Regions from separate parts of the Mus musculus genome. Here region 1 is linked to region 2. Evidence: chromatin contacts called from ENCODE Hi-C or POLR2A ChIA-PET data. All regions are on one chromosome and are shown on one strand. Each heading gives the region's core, a stretch centred on a gene start or an enhancer-like site at or near the end of the contact. The rest is flanking DNA. Distances are from core to core; before and after follow the strand shown. Region 1 holds the start of Adra2a (adrenergic receptor, alpha 2a). Region 2 overlaps Rbm20 (RNA binding motif protein 20).

The links. A loop is a pair of places that touch in the nucleus more often than their neighbours do. ChIA-PET counts read pairs that join two places held with the same protein, here RNA polymerase II (POLR2A).
Region 1: a map of T-helper 2 cell shows a loop between it and region 2 (2.0-fold over the local background). The contact joins the promoter of Adra2a here to the enhancer-like site in region 2. A Hi-C loop is called at or near these places in 1 of 37 maps with a recorded cell type or tissue (T-helper 2 cell). POLR2A ChIA-PET finds 5 or more read pairs at or near these places in 1 of 5 experiments (Patski).

What each region holds. Positions count from the first base shown.
Region 1 is chr19:54,043,970-54,046,919 of GRCm38, reverse strand. Adra2a (adrenergic receptor, alpha 2a) reads right to left here and starts at 1,661. Exons shown (of 1, transcript NM_007417.5): 1 at 1-1,661. The coding sequence starts at 705.
Region 2 is chr19:53,849,180-53,852,043 of GRCm38, reverse strand. It overlaps Rbm20 (RNA binding motif protein 20), which reads right to left. Exons shown (of 14, transcript NM_001170847.1): 10 at 1,856-1,942; 11 at 228-867. Among named protein-coding and RNA genes, the nearest start is that of Gm41863, 9.7 kb to the left of the region's middle. Within about 2 kb of position 1,345, at least 2 of the 3 ENCODE cell types and tissues checked have a DNase peak (open chromatin) inside an H3K27ac peak, as active enhancers do.

The DNA.
Region 1 (2,950 bases), core at 412-2,911, 190 kb before region 2:
GTAAATACGCACGTAGACCAGGATCATGATGAGGCAAGGCGCGAAGAAGGAACCGATGGACGAGGAGATGACATACCACTTCTGGTCGTTGATCTTGCAGCTTGGCTCGGCCGGCTGCTGCCCGCCGCCAGCGCCCTTCTTCTCTATGGAGATGAGTGGCGGGAAGGAGATGACAGCCGAGATGACCCACACGGTGACAATGATGGCCTTGATGCGACGCGGCGTGCGCTTCAGGTTGTACTCGATGGCCTGCGTGATGGACCAGTAGCGGTCAAGGCTGATGGCGCACAGGTGCACTATGGACGACGTGCAAAAGAGCACGTCGAGAGCCAAATAGATCTCACACCACACCTTACCAAAGTACCAGTAACCCATAACCTCGTTGGCCAAAGAAAAGGGAATGACCAGCGTGGCCACCAGGATGTCCGCTGAGGCCAGGGACACCAGGAAGAGGTTTTGGGGAGCTTTGAGCGCGCGACTGGTGAACACCGCGATAATAACCAGCACGTTGCCAAATACTGTGAACAGCATGAGCAGGCCAGCCAGGCAAACCAGCGTCAGTGTCACCTGCAGGGAGTAAGGGGTGGCTCGGGTGCCGCCTCCGGGCGCTTCGGTCCCGTTCCAGCTGCTGTTGCCGGCATCCGGCTGCAGTGAGCCCATGGGCGCAAAGCTGCCCTCGGCCAGCGGCTGCTCCTGGCGGAACATGAACGCGGGTGCTGGTTCTCGTGGGCCTGCTGCCAGCTGCCTTCCGGCCCCGCGTCCGTGGGTCCTCCTCTTCCTCCGGTGCGGGGTTCGTCCCGCCGCGCCTCACATAAGGAAGAGGGCCGCAGGGAGCTCGGGCCCAAGCTGGGGACCGCTAGTGGTCCATGGACTGGAGCCCGCGAACTGGCACCGGTTCGTCCTTCCGACGCTCCGGGTGGGTGCTTTCTCTCTCCCAGCTCCTCAAACACAGCCAAGTTTTATTTCTAAGCGGCAGGATCGAGTAGGGCCAGCTGGTGGTTAGAGATTTTATTCTTCAAGAAAAGAGAAAAGAAATTATCGGTGGCCTGATGATTTGGAAAGATGTCAGAAATTTATACAAATGCATTTAGCTAGTCATCTATACCTTGATTCTTAAGCTGAGCGAAAGCATGAAGTCTTACCCCAAGAGGCAGCGGAGGGGTGTTGGTGTGGGCTCGGAGTCCTAGGTCTGTCTTCTTATACCCTCGAAGAGATTTCCAACTCCGTCGCTACCCTCCAGGCGGGGTGGCGAGGGCTGGGCCGGACCTCCGGCGAAGGCGCGGACTCTGCCTCCTCTAGGAGCCCCACGGGACTTCCAAAGTTGTGCGCTCTGCTGGGGCTGGGACTCTGTACACAGAGCTCGGGGGCGGCGGCGGTGGGGTGAAGGGTGTGGGGGCCGCATGAAGCCGCACCCCCACCACCACCACCTCGGTCCTCAGGGCCAAGCTAGGTGAGCGACCGGCTCTCCAGGAGCCGCGGCGGAGCCAAGGGTGGCTGCTAGCCGCGATCTGGGTGGGCGCTGAGCGCCACAGACCCGGCGGGGGTCGGAGGGCCGCGTGAGTTTTCGCAGGACCGCAGGACTTGGAGCTGGAGGCGCTGGGTGGCTGGGCGGTGTGCGCCGGCTGCTGGGCGTCTGCACGGAAGCGGGAGCCGAGGCTGCTCCGCCGCTCTACGCTGGACTGGTTTTATAGCCCCAGGATGAAGCCGGCGTTGCCGAGCAGCCGGCGTCAGCCCCCACGTGGGAAGTCGACCCTCCTCCGCCCCTCGCGCCTCCCCTCCTTAGGTCTAGAGCCCGCACCCGAGTCGGACCCGGGAGAGCGCTGCCTCTGGGACCCGGCTTTTGGAAAGACGGGTACAGGGAGCGAGGGGCAATAAGAGAGAGCCTAAGGAGTGGGGAGCGGCCCCTGCTGGGAGTTGGCCGTTCGGCTACTAGCTGGCCCAGGAGACAGTAGCAGGCGCCCAGCGGTACACCGATCTAGCTGGGTTTTAGCAGAAGAGGGTGCCAGGGTGCTGGGACCCGAATTAGGAGATGCAGAGTGGCATAAGAGTCGCTGGCGAGCAGCCCCGCCCCAGGTCAAGCGCAGGTGCTTCTGGTGACTGGGATGAAAGGGATCCCGGAGAGGTAAGCGTGTGCGGGTTCCTAAGGAACCACTGGAGCGGAATGGACCAGCATCCACGAGAGCAGACCAGGCCGGAGTTATCCATACTTAGGGAAGAGAAGGCCTCCTATCCTAGCAGCTGCCGGGACTCTCAAGGCCTGGACTCTGCACTGCGCCCCTTTGAAAGGCGGTGGGGAAGGGTCCTGGAGGGGTAGGCCCTGAGCCATGACAGAACGAGAGCGCACTGACACCTGCTGGCCGCTGGTCGTCACGGCTGGAAAGCGACTTAAGGGCTCCAGGCTCCTCTGGAGTCCTTTCCTCCATTTTTCTCCTATCTTGGGGGCAAGTTTGGACTAAGCTGGGGCGGCGGGGGTGGGGGGGGGGGAGGGGACACGGACAGATTTCAAACTGCACTATGTCATGATGCAGAAATCTTCAGGTTGTATAGATCTACCTCTGATGAGAGTAAGGCTCGGAACCTTCTACAGATGTGAGAGTCCTGGATCTTCCTCTCTGCTTGCCTGGCTTTAAACTACTGGGAACCGTTAAGCATTAGTTGAGGCACAGCTACTTTATGAAGAGCGCCATGACATTATAGGTAGATGTAAGCCTTACGCTGTTTTAATCAGTACCTACTGTGTGCACGAATTAAAGTATTACACTGAACTCCACAAATGTATAGGATTATTATGTGTTTGTCAAAAAGGGGTTTCTGATTATGGAAATAGAAAAGTTAACTATCCTGACTTGGTCATTACATACTGTGTGTAATATTGAATTAACATACAGTATCTTACACATCTGTACAATTAAACGTGAAAGAAAAACATCTTATTAGACTCTATCCCCAC
Region 2 (2,864 bases), core at 96-2,595:
AACACAGGGGGCGCCTGCTGGATTTCTTCTACACTATTTGCTTTAACATTCTAGCCAGGCCTTCGGAGGCTTGCTTCTATTAGTACTTAACTTTCTGTCTTGGCCTTAAGTAACTCCCATCTATCTGTTCCAGCCTGCACATACCCACATGTCCTGAGGGACGCGGTGGTCCAGTCCACCCTACCACCCATGAGGGAGAGGAAGGTAGCCACCCTCAGCCAACACACCTCGGCAAGCCTGGCTTTGGAGGTCGCTTTCAGTAGGTGGGCTGGCTTTTCCTTCCAGGGGGCTGGCTTCATGAGACCCATCTTCTGGGGACCCCCTGGCCTTGCAGTCATCGAGAAAAGGGCTGGACTGCCGGGCCCGCTCATCTGCTGGCTGGGGGGAGGACATTTGCTGCACTGCAGGGGCCAGACTCACATCTGAGTCCTCCTCTCCTCTTGCCTCCTTCTCGTAGCAATTTGAGACCTCCAGTGAGAGGCCTGTCTCGCTTTCAGCTGGCTTCCGCTCAGCATCCAGATTTAGGCCAGGCATCTCCAGGTCCGTGTCATTGGGACAGCTTGCGGAAGTAGACGGCACTTGTCCGGGCAGCTTCAGGCTGAGTTCTGCGTCTCCGTTCCCTAGGGTCTCTCCCTGCTTGGTGAAATCTTTGGCCAAGTCCAAACCTAAGGTGGCCGTTACACAGGTACATATTTTAGGGAGGGTTTTGTCTTTCTGGTCAATAGGCACAATTTCTTCCAGCTCTGGTAAGTCTGGTTCCATGATGAAATCTTCCTCGCCTACTTCGTCCACTGTGACCAACTCCTCCATGTTGGTGGGGTACCAGTTGTCCCCCTCGGGTTCACTCCCACTGTCACAGTCTTGTCCCTGTATGAGGATGTAGAACAGGTGTCATATGGTGGCTTAGAATACTCAAACGTCAGCCATACGCATTGGCTATAGGAGCCTTCATGTCGGAAAGACCTTGAGCGCTTCTCCTGCTCCTTGGGTTCTTAGGGGATGTGAGCCCCTCAAGCCTCACTTATTCAGTCGCCCCCCAAGTGGCACAGGCTTCACAACAAGCCCTTGCTGCTTGATTTGCCACGTTTTGAATGACACAAAGAATCCTTAACTTTGCTATATAGTAGCTATTTGTGACTATCTCTGAATGAATGGATACATTACAAATGGACGTCACTAAAGGTGGCTGGAGAGAATCCACTCACAAACTTCCTCCAGACTCCCTCTCTCAGCAAAGGTGCAACTTCCGCCCACACTCTGCCTCCGGTATTTTTCCCTTGGTGTTCCCAGCAGCCCTAGGGCTTGGCACACAGATTCGGAAGATTAGTGTCCCCTGACCGGAAAGGCATGAAGCTGGCGATCATCCAAGGACATTTCGTTTGCCCGTGGAAGCCCAGCCCAGGAGGACAGTAACTGGATTTTGATTTTTAACTAAGTACAAATAATCTTTCTAAAACACACAGAGTATGTCTCATTAATCTCAGGGTCTTGGGCCTGCTGAGGTCAGGGCTTCAAGTTGACTGCTTGTGTCGTGGACCCACTAAGGGACCTGCCTATTTTGGGAGCCTGGCTCTGAAGTCTGAGTCTTTCTTGGGCATATGTTTTCTTTTAGCAGCACAGCCAAGTTGCAGGAGAGGGGGGCGGAGCCCGGGCGTGCAGCTAAAGATCTCCCCAGAGGAGACATCGAAAGACTTCCACAGAGCTGTTTCTCCAGAGAGCACTGGGGCCATTGGTACAAGTGCTTGTGAAGACACGAACACATCCCATACGGCCGCTGTCAGGCAAAACCGACCCGGTGACAGAGTCTCTGATGCTAATATATGACACCACCACCAAGATGGGGGTGCAAACTCACCTTCTTTGTCCTTGTGTTTTCTGGATCACAGGACTCTGTCCCTTCCTGCTGTATGCCCACCATGCCTTCCTGTTCCTCAGCTCCAGCCTTACAGGGGAAGAACAGACCAAACAAGACTAAGAGTAGGCAGAGGCAGAAGAGGGGACACAGAGAGAAGTAGAGAGATCCGCACGCTCCTCCCCCGACTCCCTCACAGCGGAGGGGAGGCCACTGCTTCGGGAACTGAGGCTCAGAAAGAAACATGCTCACTCACACTGACAGAAAAAACATTTTGGGGGCTGGTGAGATGGCTCAGTGTGTAAGAGCACCCGACTGCTCTTCCGAAGGTCCGGAGTTCAAATCCCAGCAACCACATGGCGGCTCACAACCATCTGTAACAAGATCTGACGCCCTCTTCTGGAGTGTCTGAAGACAGCTACAGTGTACTTACATATAATAAATAAATAAATCTTAAAAAAAATTTTTTTTTGAAAGTAGGTCTTGTAGTTTTTCAGGGGACAGAGACCCCTGGTGATCTGAGTGTCTGCAGCAAAGGATGAACATTAAAAAAAAGCAAAAGTGACTTGAGTGGGGAAAGCTCGGGGAGGGGAGTGGCCACTGTGGGGCATCTCCTCCTAAAGACATCATTTCCATTAACACACACATGTGTACACACAGAGAGACACTGTGCACAGGCACACATGTACACATACACACATGCACACACATACACACACACACACACACACACACACACACACACACACACGGGCGTGAGTACAGGTACCCATAGAAGCCAAAGGCTTCAGATCTCACGCAGCCGCAGTTATAAGCACTTGAGATCTGGGAACCAAACTAGGGTTCTCCGAAAGAGCAGCGCACACCCTTCACCACTGACCCCTTTCAGCCCTGCAAAGGTACATTTTAGATAATTATGTTAGTACCTACATAAAGTCCACAACTTTGCCTCGTGGCCTTCTTTGACTAAAATAAGATCTTTTGTAGAAGGCTTTGGAGCTGGAGAGATGAC